Linked DNA regions of Homo sapiens: region 1 is linked to region 2. Evidence: chromatin contacts called from ENCODE Hi-C data. All regions are on one chromosome and are shown on one strand. The core of a region is the stretch at or near the end of the contact, and the rest is flanking DNA. Distances in the headings are between cores, read along the strand shown.

Region 1 (4,950 bases), core at 1,793-4,292, 350 kb before region 2:
AGTGTTTCTGCATTAACTTACAGCAGCTGTGAAATTTAAATACCACTAGCAGCAAAGACATTTTGTAAAATACCGCACTATATTTCATGAGAAATTTGCGCCCTCTTTTGGATAAAGATTGTTAAGACATTTCAATATGAACTTTTTTTTAAAAAGGCATGCAGTTTTTAAAAAATAAACAGTTTTATTGTAAGGACCGTGGGAAAGGACGAGAAAGAACAGGTGTGAGGACATTGCAAAGCCAGTATTAACAGAACTAGAAGGTGAAGATTTTGTAACTGCAACGCATAGATGGCACTATGAAGCGCCTTGAATTAGGAATCTATCGTTTTCTTTTAATCAAGATGTGTTGAGAAATTGTGACAATCATTACAAAGTAATGATTTTTAGGACCAATTTTCTCTAGAAAACAGTAGCCAAAGCTCATCTTCCTCTTGAGGCTGTAAGTTTTGTATGGTTAAGGATAAATTGTCCCTTGGATGATTTTTCTTTTTTCTTTTTTTGAGACAGAGTCTTGCTCTGTCGCCTGGGCTGGAGTGCAGTGGCGTGATCTCGGCTTACTGCAACCTCCACCTCCTGGGTTCAAGCGATTCTCTTGCCTCAGCCTCCAGAGGAGCTGGGATTGCAGGTGTATGTCACCATGCTAGCTAATTTTTGTATTTTTAGTAGAGATGGAGTTTCACCATGTGACTAGGTTGGTCTTGAACTCCTGACCTCAGGTGATCTTTCTGCTTAGATGAAGCAGATATTAAGGACTTTTTTTTTTTTCAAATTTAGGAAAATACACAAATGTATTTAAAGATATCTTGAGAGACATTTAAAACATATTCTTCATTTTTCTTCTTTAACTGACCATCTCAATAGACTTGTCTATTACAGTATCACAGTCTCTCTGTCCACCACCCATCTACTTCTCCATCCACTGCCATCTTTCCTACCTTTCCCTTTCCACTGAAACACCATAGGCAAAAGTGACAAGTGGTTTTGTGCTACCTGACTTAGTGAACAGTCCCCATTCTTTATCTTGTTTGTTTTCTCTGCACCTTTTTCATAGTTGCTCAGTTCCTTCTTTGTGAAATACTTTATTCTTTCGGCTTCCATAGCCCCATTCTTGCCTAGATTTCTCTGCCTGTTCCACGATTCGTCTCCATGTCTCCTCATGGGCTGGTATCTCCAGCATTCTGTACTTGGCACTTACCCCTTTTCACATCACAGTCTTTCCCTGAACCAACTGGTGGCTCCATAATGGGATTCCCTGACCCAGAATCAGTTCTTCTGATGTCCCATGTGCCTATGGGACATCTTCTCCTTTCTCCTGGTGGCTCGCAGGTATGGAGACCTCAATTATGTCTACAACTAAACCTCTCACCCCCACCTCCCCCGCAGCTCCCTTCTGTATTTTCTCCACTGAACCATGAACCATATTTGTTTGTCTACCCACTCAGTCTGCCAAGCAAGTTATGAGTGTTCCTGAGTCATCTTGGATGGCGCTCTTCCCTCTGTACTCCTCATCACTCAATCTTGTTGACACTCTTTCTGAACTGCCATGAGTCATTCTCACCTCTCCAGGCCCACACTACTCTTCCCAGTTTAGACCCTCATCACCTCTTCCATCCACTAGCCTGACTGGTCTTCCTGCCCCAGGGCTCACCCCTTCTAATATGACTCCCCAGCTGATTTTCCTAAAAGATAAGCCTGATTGTTTCTTTACCCCTTTAAAACCCTTCACGGGCTCCTCATTACTTGCAGAATGAAATCTGTGTATCTTATCATGACACAAAAGGTATCCTAGGATCTTCAGCCCATCACCTGCCATGCTGCACCTTGGAATACTCTGCTGGATCATAGCAAGCATGCATGGCAGTGTTCTTCCACCCAGGATGCCTTTTTTGCTTAATTAGCCTGGAGAATTCCTTTTAATTACTTTTTAAAAAAACTCTTTCCTCCCCCAATAGACCAGGCCTGAGAGTCACTCTCTCATTCTTGGTGGCGTGCTTCCATTGTTGCATTTACTGCGCAGAATTGGAGTTTGTATCCATGTCCCTGCTGAGCTGTGAGCGCTTTGAGAATAAACACAGATTCTTATTCATCCTCACTGTTGTTGTTATATTATAACCATGATTGGCTACCGTTTATTGAATGCCAGGAGAAAAAAAACCCTGAAGTTTGGAGATATTAGGAAAATTGCTCAAAGATGTATTGCCATTTAGAGGCAGAGTTATAATTTAATCCCCTTTTTTTAAATGATCCAAAACACATGTTCTTATCAAAATGATGCACTACAACTTAGAGGTTTCCTGGTAATACTCCTACTAGTAGTAGTTATTATAACTATCACTGTGAATCATGCATTATACTAAATTCTTTATATAACAATCAGTTTCTGAAGATGGAGAATTGATTTTTTTTTGAATTTTTAACGGTTTGATATAAAAAGTTATTTTTAAAAATGTAAAATAACAAAAGATATTTACTAAAGATATTCATACATTTGACAGGAGTATAGTTAAGCTTAGGTGGACCAGATGACCCACAATATCCCTTACCACATAAGATTTTATAATTCTACAAATATTTTTCCTCTTTTGATTTTAACAAATCTTTTCTTAAATTTATTTTATTAACATATCGTCCTGGCAGTAGCTTCATATGGTTATAACCATGTTTTCTTCTTCTTTTTCTTTCCTATTTGAAGGAAAAAAAAGACACCCAATGCTTTCTGTGTGTTTTCATATGTAACCTTCTACATAGCAGATGCTGCTAAATTGCTGGGGATATAATGAGAATTAAAAAGGAAATACAATTCTTTTTCTCATGGAGCTGAAAATCTAGTAGGGGAGACACACATTACCCAAACGATCCCTCAGTGACCATGTAATTATAAACTGAATCAAATGCTCTCTAATAAAGGACTACTGTACTCTGAAACTGTATAACAAAGAACGTGATCTCTGCTCTGGGTCAGGGAGCATGTCCCTGAGGAAATGGGCGGGGGCTGAGGCTTGGTGAGTGAGGCGGAATACTCAAGCCTGGTGCCGGGGAGGAGAGCCTGGCAGACAGAGCTCTGGGTAGAGTCTGGGTAGAGGGACCTGTGGTGGGAGAAAGAGAGAAGATCAGAGTGGAGGGGAGAAGCAGGGTTGGGGCCTTGAAGGTACTGCTGAGCATGTGGGTCCTTATCCTTACCCTGCATTGCCCGCAGGCCTGACCTTTGCTTCATTCTTCATGGCTGCCAAGTGAGAGTGTGGCCCCTGCAGGTAAGATCTAACTAAGTCTTGGATGTCTCTGTATCTCACCGGGTAGGCAGATAGTAAAAGCTCAATAAATACTTCCTAATTTATTTGACCTACAGGTTTTCCCCTCCACCTTCTTATACCTGTACAATTACTAGAAGAGACTCAAGATACCAGCGTGATTTATTTTTTAATGGATTGAACAAATTAGTTATTTATTATCAAATAGTCCCATTGGAAAACAATTCTGTGAAATGTATTAGGGGAGTGTTATATCTAAAGATTATTGAAAACTGGTTCTTTCTTCTAAAAATCTACTTTTGTTTTCCCCAACATTTTCTCATAAAACTTTATAAAATATATAGCAATGTTGAATTTTACAGTAAACACCCCATATATCATACCCAACACCTACATTCTACCATAAACATTTTATTTGCTTTGCTCTCTCGCTCTGTCTCTCTTCTTCCCCCTCTCCCTCCCTCTATCAATCTTTTTTTTTTTTTTGGAATATTTAAAAATAAATTGCAGGCCTCAGTACAATTTCTCCTAAATCCTTCAGCAAGCATATCACTAGCTAGATATTAATATTTAGTTTTTCTTTTGATGTAAAAATTACATACAATGAAATTTATAAATCTTAAGTGTACATTCACTAACTTTTGACAAATGCATACATCTGTGTAAATGAAACAAACACTATCTTTCTAGAAAGTTCTCTCATACTCCTTCCCAGTCGATCCCACTCCCCCCGTTTTTCTTGTGTTTTCCACAGTAGACTAGTTTTATCTATTCTAGAACTTTATCTAGATACAATCAAACAGCATGTACTCTTTTGTATAAGGCTTCTTTCAGTATGTTTTAAGACTCATCTATGTTGTTGCACATATAAGCAGTTCATGTCTTCTTTTTTTTTTTTTTTTTTTTTTGCTGAATTGAGTTCCAGTATCTGAAGCTATCACAGTTTGTTTATCCATTTTTCTGCAGATTAACATGTGAGCTATTCCCAGTTTTGGGCAAATAAAGCTGCTATGAACATTCTTGTACAAGTTTTTTTGTGAACATGTTATCATGGGTAAATATCTAGGATCAGAATTACTGGGTGGGAGGGTAAGTGTATGTTTAGTTTTATAAGAAATTACCTCACCATTTTTCAAAGTGTACTATTTTATATTCCCACTAACCATGTGTGAAACTTGCAGGTACTCTACATTCTTGCCAACGTTAGATGTTATCAGTCTCTTGTTTTAGCCATTCTTGTAGGTATTCAATGATATCTTATTGTGATTTTAATTTTTATTTCCCTGATAACTTCATGATGCTGAGCACTTTTTCATGTGCTTATTGCCCATTCAAATACCTTCTTTTGTGAAGTGCCTGTCCAAATTTTTTGCTCCTTTTCTATTGAGTTGTTTCTTTGTTTTTGTAAGAGCTGTTTCTATACCAGGCTGTTATCAGATACATTCTTAGTGAATATGTTCTCTCAGTGTATGGCTTGCCTATTTTCTCAAAGGCATCTTTTGATGAGCAGAAGTTTTAAATGTTGATGATGTCTAATGTATATAAATTTTTTTCTCTTATGGTTATTGCTTTTTTATGACCTATCTTATGAAACCTTTGCCTACCCCCAAGTCATGATGATATTCTCCTATATTTTCATTTTAAACCCTTTGCTTTTAGCTGTTTTTTATGTGGCCTATGATCCATCTCTAATTATTGT
Region 2 (4,623 bases), core at 919-3,418:
TAGAAGTTGGACATCTCCATGAAAGAAATTATTTATGTGACCACTATGCAGGATGGATTGACTAAGAAAGTGGGAACTTCTTTTTGTCAGAGGGGACCCTAGATGCTACAAGACATCTGGAGGTTATGAAGGCTTGTCTGAAAAGCTTTAAACATGTTTTGATATGACTTCTCCAAGTCACATGAACACACATTTAATAAACCTGTAGCCAGGTGTATAGTCCTGTGTTAGGAGTAAAAGATACACCTGTAATCAAGACCCAGACGCCACTGCCCTCCAGAAGTTTCTGGTATCTGGGGTGAGACAGATATACAAACAGGTGATTTCAGTTCAGTGTCGTAAGTGCTCTGATAGTGGGGGGCACAGACACGTCATGTCTGTGCATTGTAGAAGATGTGAAGGAAACGTGCGTACAGACTTAGTCTCATATATTCTAAAGCAACGCAATAAATCTAGTTGTAGGTGTATAACAAATAGGGTGGTTTAACAATTGAAGTTTGCTCTTCAGAGACACGATTCTTGGGTATTTAAAAATAAAAGTCCTTCCTAGTGCACAGGATTTATTATTTATTTTTATTTATTCATTCATTTATTCACGTATGTATGTATATTTAGTTTTTGAGACATGGTCTCGCTCTGTCACCCAGGCTGGAGTGCAGTGGCGTGATCTAGAGTCACTGCAACCTCCATTTCCCTAGGTTCAAGTGATTCTCATGCCTCAGCCTCCCAAGTAGCTGGGATTACAGGCGTGCCACCATGCCCGGCTAATGTTTGTAGTTTTAGTAGAGATGGGGTTTCACCATGTTGGCCAGGCTGGTCTCGAACTCCTGGCCTCAAGTCATCCACCCGCCTCGGCCTCCCAAAGTGCTGGGATTACAGGCGTGAGCCACTGCACCTGGCCAGGATATGTTATTTACATACAGCATTTCTAGGATTAGTTCTTTGTCAAAAAAGATACCCGCATGCAGGAACAATGCATTCAGTATTGGATATATGAACTATATATGTCATGCTTGGCTACTCTGTTGCTGTAAACATTCTTAGTTGATCTTTGTTCCGTGTACCATTTCATTTAGGGGCATGAAACTCATTTAGGGAAACTCATTAGGGCAGAGTAGATTGTTACACTCTATTTTGTTAATATTCCTTATAAACTACTAGTTTATGTGGACCATTATGTTATTTCCAATTTTTAATCACAACTTCCTGTGCTCTTTTAAATGAATGAATGGTGTTTTTCAAGCTCCCAGGGCTGGGCAAGGCTGCATTGCAGTGGCTTATTCTTGTCTCGAGTGTTGACTGAACATGTGCTTTTTTACAATCTGTTTCAGTCATCACTGTTAAGTGCCGTGCTCGGGGAATTGGCCCCAAGTCACGGGCTGGTCAGCGTGCATGGAAGAATTGCCTATGTGTCTCAGCAGCCCTGGGTGTTCTCGGGAACTCTGAGGAGTAATATTTTATTTGGGAAGAAATACGAAAAGGAACGATATGAAAAAGTCATAAAGGCTTGTGCTCTGAAAAAGGTGAGTGATGACTTTTGGATTTCATGTACTCGAATGTCCAGTAATACTAGTGTTCACTTGAACAACAAGGTTTATTAACTTTTTTTTAATTTTTAAAGACCTTTGAATGTTATTTAATACTTTAAGGCGGTCCTCCCAGTAAATAAACACACACACGCTCTGTCCTTTTACGTCTGATGCGAAAATGATGTTTACAGGGTGAATTTCGGGGGTTTGGTTGGTTTTGTGAAGTTTTATTTACTTTTAACTTTTCTTTTTTTCAAAATGGACAATTATAAAAATTTGCAAAAGTGGAGAGAAGGGTGTCTTGAACCTGCCTGTACCCATTGCTCAAGTTCAAGTGCGATCAACTTGTAGCCAATTCAACTCCGTCTCTCCCCTGGCCCTCTGCTAGCTCCACCCCCAACCCAGATTCTTCTGATGCATACCCTTGGCCTCAATTGTATTTTATCTGTAATTGTATTTTATCTGTAATACCTTATTACTTATCTCTAGAAGATAAGAACACTTTTGAAAAAAAATTACATCTCACTCAAGAAAAAAAATCACCAGAATTTCTTGCTATCATCAACCGGCTAGGCAGAGATTACAGTGCTTTAGTATCTCATTACCCATTGGTTTGCGTCAGACTCCGGAAGATGTCTGCACCGTGCACTTGGCTGATGTTTCCTGCTTGGGTCCCTCTCAAACCACAGGTTTCCTTCTCCACTCCCTTTAAAAAAGAAAATTTGTTTCAGTAGATTTTGGGGTACGGGTGGTTTTTGGTTACATGGATAAATTTACAGTGCAATTTATTATTTAAAGGAAACTGTTTTAAAATTTATTTTTCATTGTGTATCATTTCACCAAGAGAGTGATTGTTTTCAGAAAAGATGAAGTGTTTGATTGTACACTGAGGTTTTCATAAACCTGGTGGATAGTTGATGAAAACTGAGCATACTTAATAGAGGGCTATAAGTTCTAGAAGATAGAAAAAATGGTAAATACTGATAAATACTATGTTACCTTCTTTGGGCCATAAAAATCAGTGAATAATGGCATTAAAGGGCTCTCCCCAGGCCCTGTGCAGTGTGGCCTGGACATCCTACTGTTCTTTTATGCTGTCTGGAAAAGGCCGCCACAGACTGTCACAGGTGTGATGCAGAAGGCTTCCAGCCAGGTTTGTGAGGAATGAGTAATTTTGCTTGAACAATGGCTGGAATATCAGAGTCTGTCAATCAGGTGAGTAGTATTTGCTGGCGATTTGGATAGAGAAATCATTGCTTGTTTAATGGGCTGTTTCTTCATCCTGGACTATTGTTAATGAGAGATGATGCATTTTCGGAAATGACATTAAGTTAGCAGTAATGAGCTAGATTTTTATTGAATAGTATACACTATATAGGAAAAGATGCGCTAAGGCAAGCTCCTAGTTATTCAGATCCTACCAGGTCTTATTTTTTTTTCTCTGTCTCACACGCTCACACATATGCACACACAAAGCTGTGTAAAGTTTTAATCTTTTGCCATGATTTCCCAGTGCCTTTGCTATTGCTATCCTCATTTTGTTTATTTTTCTGATATTGCTAGCCTCGCTTTTTTAAAGTAAAATTTTCATTTTATTCAAAGTTTGTACAGAATTGCTAACATTTCCCTAAAATAATTACTATACTTCAGCTTGTCCTGCTCTGGTGTCCCCCCACTGTCCCCTGCTTCCCTGAAGATCCATTTTAGAGAAATTTTGCAGAAATATAGGGTCAAAGTAGGAGAATATACAAGGTGATTTCAGTGTGTTGCAGTGAGTGGAGTGTATCATGTTTTAGGGAGTTGAGAAACAGATGGCAAATTTTGCTAGTTTTCCCCCACTGGTAGTTACAGTTGATAACCAAGAAACTGCTGATGGACCAGGCCCCGGAGATAGGAAAGATGGTACGCCATTTTTCAATGGAAGGGTGGCACTTGGCAACCTGGGCCTTGTCTTTCAGCTCTTTTCTTCCATCATTTCTCTATGACAGGTTAGAAGTGAGGTCCTTGGGACCAACACAGGGCTTTCTTGGGAAGGCTTTGTTGCTCTTTACCTACTAATCTGTCAGTTTGGAGATAACCTACTAGTAAACTCTAGAATTTAAGAATGATTTGTTCAAGACTGTGGTTTCAAGAGTTGAATGTTGCTTCTGGCTGGTAAAGTGGAGGGTTGGAGAGATAAAATGACTCACTTGAACATTTGCAGTTCAAGTTCAAAGCCATACCTGCCTAGCTCCAGATTCCATTTTCCCCTCTGCCAGGCACCTCTCAGTTGGGGGTGTTTATAAGGTAGAAAACTATTTTAACAATTAGGTGATTGATAAAAAGGTAGAATGTGGGACAAAATGTTTTTCAAGCCTTCCCTTTTTACCTGTTCAGCTTCTGATACCCACATGAGACTCCAGGTCCCAGGTCACCCAGCTCTGCCTTGCTCCTTCCCACATCAGAAAGTCTCTGGGGGAAAGTGGGGGTTAGGACAGTGGCTGCCATTCAGCCTCTTCCGTAGCCACCTTTGAGGACTGGCCCAGTAACTCGGATAGTGTCCCAGGCACCTGCGGGCTTCTGCGTGGCAGGCAGACTCCAGTGGCAATGGGGTCCCCTCAGGGCTGGGCTGCATGGCGACTTCTTGGTTCCTTCCTGGATGTGTGTAAGCATGGACTGCTGGCCCCCTGTGCATGGTTCCATCCTCGGTAGGACGGTGGGCCTCCGGTGGTGGAGAAGTCGAACAGAGCAGGAGTCTGGCCCAGCTTTGTCATTTGCTCGCTGTCACTTTGGGTTTTTTTTGAGATGGAGTCTCGCTCTGTCACCCAGGCTGGAGTCTAATGGTGTAATCTCGCCTCATTGCAACCTCCGCCTCCCAGGCTCCAGTGATTCTCCTGCCTCAGCCTCCTGAGTAACTGGGGTCACAGGTGTGCGCCACCATGCCTGGCTAATTTTTTTGTACTTTTAGTAGAGATGGGGTTTTGCTGTGTTGACCAGCTGGTCTTGAACTCTTGACCTCAAGTGATCCACCTGCTTTTGCTTCCCAAAATGCTGGGATTATTTGCATGAGCCACTGCGCACGACCAGCTCGGTGTCCACTTTGGACTTGTCACAT

The links. Hi-C counts contacts between places; a loop is a spot of excess contacts on that map. Pooled maps may share reads with other maps.
Region 1: a map of MCF 10A shows a loop between it and region 2 (9-fold over the local background). The contact joins the promoter of CLDN10-AS1 here to the enhancer-like site in region 2. A Hi-C loop is called at or near these places in 1 of 168 maps with a recorded cell type or tissue (MCF 10A), 1 of 37 single-sample maps with no recorded cell type and 8 of 50 pooled maps.

What each region holds. Positions count from the first base shown.
Region 1 is chr13:95,532,002-95,536,951 of GRCh38, reverse strand. It overlaps CLDN10-AS1 (CLDN10 antisense RNA 1), which reads left to right and starts at 3,042. Exons shown (of 4, transcript NR_046533.1): 1 at 3,042-3,254. It also overlaps a transcript of CLDN10 not described here. RefSeq lists an enhancer at 1,363-1,657.
Region 2 is chr13:95,183,601-95,188,223 of GRCh38, reverse strand. ABCC4 (ATP binding cassette subfamily C member 4 (PEL blood group)) reads left to right here. Exons shown (of 31, transcript NM_005845.5): 11 at 1,332-1,523. Among named protein-coding and RNA genes, the nearest start is that of SNORD13G, 24 kb to the left of the region's middle. Within about 2 kb of position 2,168, at least 2 of the 41 ENCODE cell types and tissues checked have a DNase peak (open chromatin) inside an H3K27ac peak, as active enhancers do.